Linked DNA regions of Homo sapiens: region 2 is linked to region 1. The links are chromatin loops, found by intact Hi-C in ENCODE. Cell type or tissue: dorsolateral prefrontal cortex. All regions are shown on one strand.

Region 1 (5,000 bases):
AAACAAAAATAACCAAAAAAAAAAAAAGACTGAAAAGAGAGGAAGAAAATCTGAGTTTATTAAAAAGCATACAAGATTGTCCTTATTTATCTAATTTTTCCTAAGACTAGCAAAAGTTGTAATCAACTATTGTTTGGGACAGCAGTGGCTCTCCAACTTTTTTTATTTTGGCCAACTTAGCAAGGCCAAAACTCCAAAAGCTAACTTAAATCACTATTTTCCACTTTTTAGTAGAAAAGGATTTCCATGATGAAGACTGGAGAATAACAAAACCAATAAACTGCAGTAAGCATGCCACCAGCAACAAACAGGAACTTTACTATTTAATTTCTAAGAGAAAAATATGAACAGCTACATACGGTTCTGTATTACAACATAATGTCCCAGGAACTTTAATATACTCTGCCTTTATACTTATTTCAATAATTAAAAATTCATTGGTAGTACATCACCAAGTATATCCATGTACATGGGTCACTAGTTTAACAATGGGAGTAGAGATTATTTGTATTTGAGCCAAAAACAACATGTTTTAAAATGTAGTCTCCGGATAACAGGTACCAAAACTACTACACTATTAATATAACTATTAATCCTGCATATTCCCTCCAGTTTTGTCTCCTGGTTTTATTACAACATGGAAAGTAGATAAGCAGCCATTATCAGAAGGCAATGTTAAAGAAATTACGAGCAAATTACAAGCCTGGGATTTACAATGACTGGTAGGGTTACCCTGGGTTTGTAAAGTTTGGAGAGGTAAGCCTTCCAAGAGTTAAATGCTACCTGGGCCTTGACAACCACCTGGATTCATGCTTCGGGTCATGTGCGGAAACTTGCCCTTGCTACGGTTCAGCTTGTTTCACTAACTCCTCTAAGAGTATAGTCTAATTAAAACTTAAAAATAAACCTTAGATTTATACAGGATTTTGAGGAGTGAGGTGTAGCAATATGATAAATATATCCCTATAAGGTGAAAATATATGGATAGGTAAAAGGACAGAAACAGCACATCTTATATCCCCAATAAGTGTACTTTTGTATCTTCCAAATTACCTAAAACTGCAGCAACATGGATGGAGGTGGAGGCCATTATCTAAGTGAACTAACTCAAAAATAGAAAATCAAATATTGCGTGTTCTCACGTATAAGTGGGAGCTAACCAATGAATACACATGGACATAAAGACAGACATAACAGACACTGAGACTCCCAAGGAGGGAGTGGGGGAGGCGGCTGAGGTTATAAATTACCTAACTGGGTACAATGTTCAATATTTGGGTAATGAGTACACGAGAACCCCAATCCCCACCACCATTACGCAATATACTTATGTAACAAACATGTACATATATCCCATGAAGCTAGAATTTTTTTAATGTAAGCTATAAAAATGTTAGGTAACCATTTACTGATGTGATATTCAGAACATGAAAAAGAAAGTTAACCCAACAGAAAACAAAGCAAGATACACTATAACCCGCACTGTGCACTAACCTAGAAAAGGAAAAAAAGATGTTAACATCAACACATATTTAACTATCTACAAATTTGTTTATTATTACTAAATTAGAGAAGTAATACAGCAAAGTGGGTAAGAGACTGCCTAGACTCAAAGCAAAGGCGTACCACTGACTAGCTGTGTGATTTAGGACAAACTATTTAAACTCTCTATGCAAAAGTTCCTAAGCTTAGAAAATAAGGATAGTAACAGTTCACAACTCAAACAATTATACAAGTTACTATGTCTTACATTTCTAGAAGGGTGCCTAAAACATAGTAAACATATGTTAACTATTATTATTTGCTTTAAATTATTGTGAACACTATAGAGAAGAATTTTTAAGTCTGGTCGGCATAAGAACAAATTCTACGTTCTATTTTAAGAGGCCCTTGCTGTCTTGTATATAGTTTCATCAATAATGAAATATACTACTTATACTGAAAATTTATCACCAATTAATTTGAAACATCTACTAGGTTGATAATTGTTTAAAATCACCCACCTGCCAAGTATAATCCTTTATAATTTCTGTAGGCATTGGAATTACAAGGAGATTCTGAAGAATAAATGCCGCCTGAAAATGTAAAAAAAAAAAAAAAAAAAAAAAAAAAAAAAAAAAAAAAGGTCAATACTGCCATCTTGTGGTCATCTCTGAAATAACCAATATATTGTAATTAATAGCAAAAGACATCTCTGGTCAACTGCACATGCTGAGAGGTCATTATGAGAATTGTCAAACTGTATTTCTTGTTAGGTGATGACCTTCTTAGGTAATGACCTTGTTAGGTAATGACCTAACAGCATATGAAATTATTTCATCAGGAAATATATCTTTTCCTATTTCAGAATTCAGCTTTATTAAAAAATGATTTGTATAACATAAATTCTTCTGGTAGCATTTAAGAAATATAATTTTAGGTTTCTACTATCCCCTTTCAGATTACACACACACACACACACAAACACACGCACCCCTCTGCCCCGCTTTCTCCCTTCTCTTATACAGACTCCTTTCAATAAAAACTTGCTAACTAGAAATACAAACCACAAATGTCCAACTTGACTAGATCCTGAAGATGATCAAATTAAATAATCATACAAATAGGAGCATTGATTGTCTGCTTAATGAAAGATGAAATAACCATAATGGGAGAATGACAGGATTAACAAGAGGATTCTAAGAAACTGACATTTCCAACCATGATAACTAGAAGTGATGGAAAAGCTTTAAAGTTGATAAATCAAGAAGCAGCCATAAATATAAACATCACTACTTAAAAACATGAAGGCAAACAGCAACAAAACTAGCCTTTTGAGCTTGGAACTGGCGACTGCTAATGGTGGACCCAGGAGCTGCTGTTTTTTTTCATAAGCCTCTAAGTACAATTTGATTATTGTTTTAAAACCATTTACATGAATCATTACTTTAACAAAAGCAGCAATAAAAAAAAACCACAAGCTATTCAGAAAGAATTAAAATAGGGTTTATTTTTCCCTCTCATGTTATATGATAAATACTACAAAGAGTTATTTTGACAGCCTCTTATCTATACTAAAGCTTCATAAATATCAGAGACCCATAAATGCTGAGATAATATAAAAGTAATTTTTCCTGTGAACTACCTTTCAATGCATAATAAAAAAAGTTCACATTAAAATATAGTATATTCCGATTTTATCTTATCGGAAGGAAGGACTCCAGTTTTTCCTGTGCATGAATACCTTTTAAATCCTCTACTGTCATTTTGTTTGGGTGTTCACAGACAGAAGAGATCATGGTCAGTGGTCAGTCCACCATGTTGAGCGGCAGTCAAGTATCGCTTACGGATACCATCACAAAGAATTTCTAAGGAAAAAAAGGAGAAAAGACAGACATACCTCCCGGCGCACCATACTACATTCTGACTGGTCCAGAAGAATGTTCACCACAGTTCCCCAGAGCCCACCGGAAATGTTCTGACAACTGTTTGCTAAGGCCACACAGCCCGTTTCAAGGGTGGTCAGTGCTGATCCTAATCCCAGTGAAGTGAATCTCACCTGTTCAAATTAAAGAGAAAGTTGTTGAATCAAATAAGCCTTTTTCCTAACATGAATTCTTAGTTTTTCTGGTACATAAATATCACACTTTAAAAAAATCCATTGGTTTTATGATCCTAAATTATAAGAGACACCTATAGAAGACAGTGTCCTCCATTCCATGATTCAAGAAAGCAGTAATATAGGAAAAATTAAATATAAGCAAATTTCAAAGCAAAGTAAAACTGGGTATAAAAAGATGCATAAAAATTATAGTTTGCAAGCCTTTTTCTAAGGAAAGCATAGGGCACTTACATTTTATGAACACAATTTCAATTCTTCATTCTTAAAAAAGGTAGCTATTCTTTGTTCTACCTTTCTTAATTTTTTATTGTTTCTTCCAAATAAATGATTTTAACTTTCTTAAAACTTCTAAACAAAGAGGCAATTATCATTTTACAAGGCATTTCGTATTTTCCTCAAAAGTTATTCAAGAGAAAAACGTTCCCAAATAAGATTGATGTGGTATAATATGCTTGCTGTAGAACCACTGCTGTTCAAGCCACACGTTTTGGTAAATTTCTGAATTCGAATCCAAAAATATAGTTTCAATGACAGCTATAGAATTTTTTAAAAATGCAGTCATAAAATTGTCAAGTAGTAAGTCCAAGTTCAATGTGACTAAAAAATGTATTTCAAATATTTCTATAAATAAGATTTTATTGTAATAGCATATTTTACTTGAAAAAAGTAAACTGGCTAAAACTGGAAAGAAATAATACAAAATTTTGTATTGTAATGCAAATGCAATTTTTTGCATTTAATTTAATTTCATTATATGACACTTAAGTGTTGCATGTCTATAATTTCCAGATCCTTTTTATTTTTTTCAAAATTGCTAAGCTTCTCCAATAATTTTCCACTCTTCTGAAGGTAATAGATACTATAACCTTTTCTCTTTTATATTTTCAATCTATACTCGAACAAATTTGATTGAAAATGAGGGTGCTGTGTACTGAACTGTGTCTCCTCAAGACTCGTATGTTGAAGCCCTAATCCCCAACCTGTATTTGGAGACAGAGCTATTAGGTGATTACAGTTAAATGAGGTTATAAGGGTGGGACCCTACTGCACTAGGAATGGTGGCCTCAGGAAGGAGAGAAATCTTTCTCCATGTGCGTGCTCCAAGGAGAGGTCATATGAGCACACAGTGAGAAGGTGGCCCTCTGTAAATCAGGAAGAGTGCCCTACCAGAAACCAACCATGTTGACACTCTGATCTTGGACTTGCAGCCTCTATAACTGTAAGAAATAAATTTCTGTTTTTAAGCCACCCAGACAATGGTATTTTGTTATGGAAGCCTGAGCACACTAATACAGATTTTTGTACCAAGGAGTGGGGATGCTGCTGAAACAAATGCCTAAACACATGAAAGTGACTTTGGCACTGGGTAATGGGTTACAGGCTAGAAGAGTTTTGAGGT
Region 2 (5,000 bases), 1.2 Mb before region 1:
CATGCATTTTCTAGCTCTGTGAATATGTTTCTAAGATCTTTCTAGTGACATTTAATATCACTGAAATAGATCCGTATATTAGTTAATTATGAATACAGTAAGTATGTAACTAACAATCACAAAATCTCAGTGTCATATAACAATCAAAGTGTATTTACCTGGAGCTCAAACATATAAGTTGTTTTCAAATTTTTGTTTCTATCATCTCTGCTAATATCTCATTGTCAAATCCTAGAATTGAGGAATGAGGAAAACAACTCTGTCCGTGGAAATGGAGGAATATCAATGAGTATTTTTGAATAGTAATCAAATCTACCTTACAGATAAGAACAGGCCAGCTTCAAAGGTCAATATATGTTCATTACAACCAGAAATAAAACAATTATCAATGACTCAGACATTGTGGGCAAAACAAACAAACAAAAATCCAGTGGTTGGTGTATTAAAGGACTAAGTTTTTATCCTAGTTCTGTTGCTAGTTCTACAAATAGAGAAATTAATTTCAGTCCTTTAGAATAATTTAAATAAGGATCCCAGTGAAATTTCTTTATTACAATCAAATTTGAAATATTTAAAATTATTTTTAGATCCCCAGTAAATGACTATTTTTTAAGATTGTTAGGTGGCTTGTTGGAATTCTGGGTCATTTCAAATGATTTTTTTCATTCACATAATAGCCACAATATGAAGATGGATAGAATTCCATGTTAAAATTAGAAACATATATATCCTCCTATGTAAGAGAATATTATGAGTGAAAGGAATTGAGAGGCAAGCATGAAATACACAGAAGAAAGCAAGCAGAATGTCAATACTGGCAAAGCCAAATTAAATATATGTAATCTACTGTAAAGTTAATTGTCAGAATAATAAACTAAAATACTTTTATTCAATATTTATAATTTTTAATGAGTTGCAAAATGTTTTCTCTCATTAAGATGATCAGTTACAAATATCAAAAATTAGGAAAATGCCTATAAAATTGAATGCATCCTTGAAAGTATTTTAAAATTGAAGCCGACTTTTTTTCTTTTAATTCTTAAATTATTTAGAATGCGCACAGCTTTGGAAAAAGAAATAGAGAGACTGGAGTCGGCTTTGTCTCTGTGGAAGTGGAAGTATGAAGAACTGAAAGAATCAAAGCCAAAAAATGTGAAAGAGGTATGGGGGAATATGATGTAAAGGAAGAAATGAAGCCTAGCTTTTTCTTTCTTTGGATATGTAAGCATGTGGGCAGAAAGGCACAACAGATAAGAGGAAGGGAGGTTAAAAATTGGAATTTCCTCTATAAGAGTAATACTTGAAATCACTTGTCAATAGTGGGCTTGGTCAAATTCAGACTCTATGACATCTTGTTTTTATTTACACATTTGTGTCAGTTTTATATTGGTCATTATTTATTTTCAAAAATCTTATTCTATATATTTAAGATATAAAAATGATGTTTTGATATCCATATTGATAGTTAAATGGTTAATGATGAGCTACATGACACAATTAATACCCATTCTAGGCACATTAGAGGGGATGGTTAAAGATATCCTCTGATAGCACACCATCTATCATAAATGACTTTATCTTATTCTTTCATGAAGCAGCCTGATAATATCAATTTATCTCAGGCATATTGAGGTTCTTTTCATATCGACATTGTAGTTATTTGGGATCAGCCACTTGCCAGGGTACTTTTCTTTTGCATTTTCATCAATAAAATGCCATCATGAACGTTTCCCATTTCGATGATTTATTACCATTTATTATTTGAGTAATATTTTACATGTTATGTGTATTAAAGCATGGTATTACATAAGTGTGTGGGAAAGAATAATGAGTAAAGAAAAGAAAAATAATGGGCAAAATAATGACTATTTTTACATGAGTTAACATTTAGTGGGTGTGTGTGCAATATAAGTATAAGGTATGCACATGTATACGTCTGTGCACAAACATATACATGGATATACGGATCCATAGTATTTCTATGCACAGGAACCTCTCTGGGTATGGCGTTCACAATACATTGATGTATAGTGGAAAAATAGTTCATGACACAAAAACACATTATGTTTAGAATGTGTGTTTATGTGCTCTATAATATAATGGGTTCGAATTTTGACTGAAAAAGCTAATATTTAAGATGCAATTAGTGTAAAATTTAAGTAAAAAAAAGAATGCATTTACTACCTCTTGCCACTAGTGTGCAGCACAGACTTGTTAATCTTCCTCTTAGTTTCATAAACCTTTATTTGAGTAACATTTATGTAGCAAATATACTGAAAAAGTCAAGTTTTTGAGTTGGTTTAAAAAGCAATATGTGTATCTGAAAAGGTTTAATGTTTTATATTCAAATATGACTTTTGGTAGCAAAGTAAGTGAGAGAAAAAATAAAAGTATGACATTATACAGTGTAAGGTGGATCTGATGACCATTCAGAAATATGTATTAATACATATATGATGCTTTTGGTAGATAAAATGCTGATAGGGTTTCAGAACAGGAGAAACCTCAAAATTGTGAAAAATTTGTCTTTTGAGTGCATATTTCAGTTAAATGAACCACAAAGTTGAATAATGAAGGCAGTGAATGTAAAATTTTGTAGACATTGAAAATTTATAAATATAAAGATGAAACATTGTTTGAATTATTTATATGGAAATTTTTTAAAAATATGTCTTTTCATTCCTAACATACATTTCTGATGTTCTTATGTTTTTTTGAATAAATGTGTTATATACATATGTTTAAATTATTTTTATAAAATAAGGTGAAATTTTTAAAAATGTTTAAAAACTAAACAAACAATACTACTTAGAATGAGTTTAATTATTTATATATTCTTTGTTTAATCATTTCTTATAATGGGTTATAACAGACAAGAATTTTAGGCTATATTTAGAAATAGTATTGTAGCACAAGTATAAGAGTAAAATATTCAAAGTCTCCGTACAGTTGATTGACAATCAGAAGGTGTGTCATGATTCATTCTTTAAAATTTCATGTAAATTATTCTTTCTTACTCCCTTTTTCCTCAACAATTCTGATAATGACCTTTGCATTTATCGTAGCTCATCATCTCTATGAATGTTTGAATACAAGTGTAATTTCTGTTGTAGATGCCTAAAATGTTAAAAGCAAATACATGCCTGTCTAAGAACTGCTGATGGAAAGATTAGCAATTGTTAAAGTTGGAAACAGATGTGCTTAATAGACCTAGAATTGTAAAAATGCATTTGAAAGTCTGGTGTGCTTTTAGAGGGAAATCATTCTTCAATTACTGACACATATAGAGAAGAGAAAAGATAAGAATTTAATTGTAAAATCTAAGTGTTTAAAATACAACCAAGACAATGCATAGTAGAGGTAATTATATCCAAAGTGCTGTTTCCATGCTGAATTTAATACTTACTCAGCTTTTCCTTTGCAAGTCTGTCTATATTGATTCAGAATTAAATTATGAATTCTGAGTGTGTGGAAAGGATCATTTATGAAATTTCATGGTCTAGAGGATCAAACATTCATGTAGGTAACATTGATTACTCATAATTCTGGCACCTCATTTTAACAGTCAGTGACTCTGATTCTTTCCATAATGGAAGAGATTCTTTGCCACATGTGAGAATACTTGCTAACATTTAAAAATTAGTCTCAAGGTAAAAAATTTTTAAAAAGTAACTTTTAATTTTCTTTGAACATTGTGAGCATTTGCTTGGAATGTTCTAATATATTTTCTTAATAAGTCATCTTTTTGTGATCATAACAATGTGCCTAGTAGCTTATAATTTATAATATTATTTCATAAATATTTATAAATACTTTCAGAGACACAGGCATTGTTGGGCCCCTTTATGGCTTACATTGAAGCCTTATTTTAAACACCTCAAAATACCTTTCTGATTTGGGAGAAAATAGAAAATTAGAATTACTAGTGGTATGTAGCTAAAATTCTGTACTCACACCTTATCTTTTTAAAACATATGGCATATAGGAGCTATTCTGCGTACATCAAGGCAAGGTCCTTGAAGATAGTTATTAGAAATAGGTGTATGGTGGAATATTAGCGCAGTTCTGAGCTTACTGCTAATTTTGAAACATTGCCTCTTATTGCTATTCCTGTGGCTTAAAAAATTATTCCATAGAAGTGACTATAAATATTAATGTATCTTATCGACTCTGCCTCCAAACTGGATCTCACATCATTCTTTCCATCCTTGCTACTTCCCCGGACAGGGCCACTATCATCTCCTTGCCTTTTCCTTCCAGGTCTATTTACCACCACTGTTGACCTATTAAATTCATTGTACACCACCAAGCAGCATGATATTTCTAAGACATTACATCGGATCGTATTAGCCCATTGTTTGAAACACTTCAGTGAATTATCTGTTACTCAGTGGATAGCTGCCTTCCAAGTAATTCAGCAGTCCAAGGAAGTCCACATTCACCTGCCTAAACCATCACAGGCTGATGGTTCAGTGGATGCCCACTGACAGCACGCTTTCCTACCCTAACTGCTGTAACAAGCAATACCCTAAATTCCAGTAAGTAATACCCAATAGGTGATTACTGTTGACTCACATATAGCCCTACCTGTGTTTGGAGGGCAGCCTTCTCCATCTATCCAGTGACTCTGCTGTCCTTCAGGTTCTCAGAGGTTCACTCAGCTGGACACTAGGCCATCTGATCAGAGATTAGAAAAAAGAGAGAAAGGAGGATTATGTAAGGATAATTTATATGGGCCAGGCTTGGGAGTAGCGTACATTATTTCCACTTATAATTCACAGATGAGTACTCATTTGTATAGCAATACATAATTGCAAGGCATGTTGAGCAATGCATTTAAGCTGTATAACCCAAAAGAAAAAGAAAATTGATTTGGCAAGCATCTAACTAGTTTCTGCAGCAAGAGTCAATATGTTACATCGTATAGCCATACTTACTAATATCATATCTTATTAATAAGTGCATTAATTAAGATATGCTTTCATTAGTGTTGATAAATA

What was found. Peaks named below come from ENCODE experiments on the same cell type or tissue, not always from the same donor. Only the 100,000 strongest peaks of a DNase experiment are listed, where the experiment ranks them.
Region 2: it touches region 1 in a loop (8-fold over the local background); 66 of 110 quality-filtered maps call a loop at or near these places.

Annotation. Positions count from the first base shown.
Region 1 is chr18:70,084,610-70,089,609 of GRCh38, forward strand. It overlaps RTTN (rotatin), which reads right to left. Exons shown (of 49, transcript NM_173630.4): 31 at 3,380-3,538; 32 at 2,004-2,075. Among named protein-coding and RNA genes, the nearest start is that of RTTN, 120 kb to the right of the region's middle. In dorsolateral prefrontal cortex, CTCF peaks have their summits at 2,151 (motif pointing left) and 2,356; no DNase peak of the experiment used is centred here; H3K4me3 peaks cover 417 bases; H3K27ac peaks cover 975 bases.
Region 2 is chr18:68,845,261-68,850,260 of GRCh38, forward strand. It overlaps CCDC102B (coiled-coil domain containing 102B), which reads left to right. Exons shown (of 8, transcript NM_024781.3): 4 at 1,053-1,161. Among named protein-coding and RNA genes, the nearest start is that of CCDC102B, 50 kb to the left of the region's middle. In dorsolateral prefrontal cortex, CTCF peaks have their summits at 2,194 and 2,215; no DNase peak of the experiment used is centred here; H3K4me3 peaks cover 366 bases.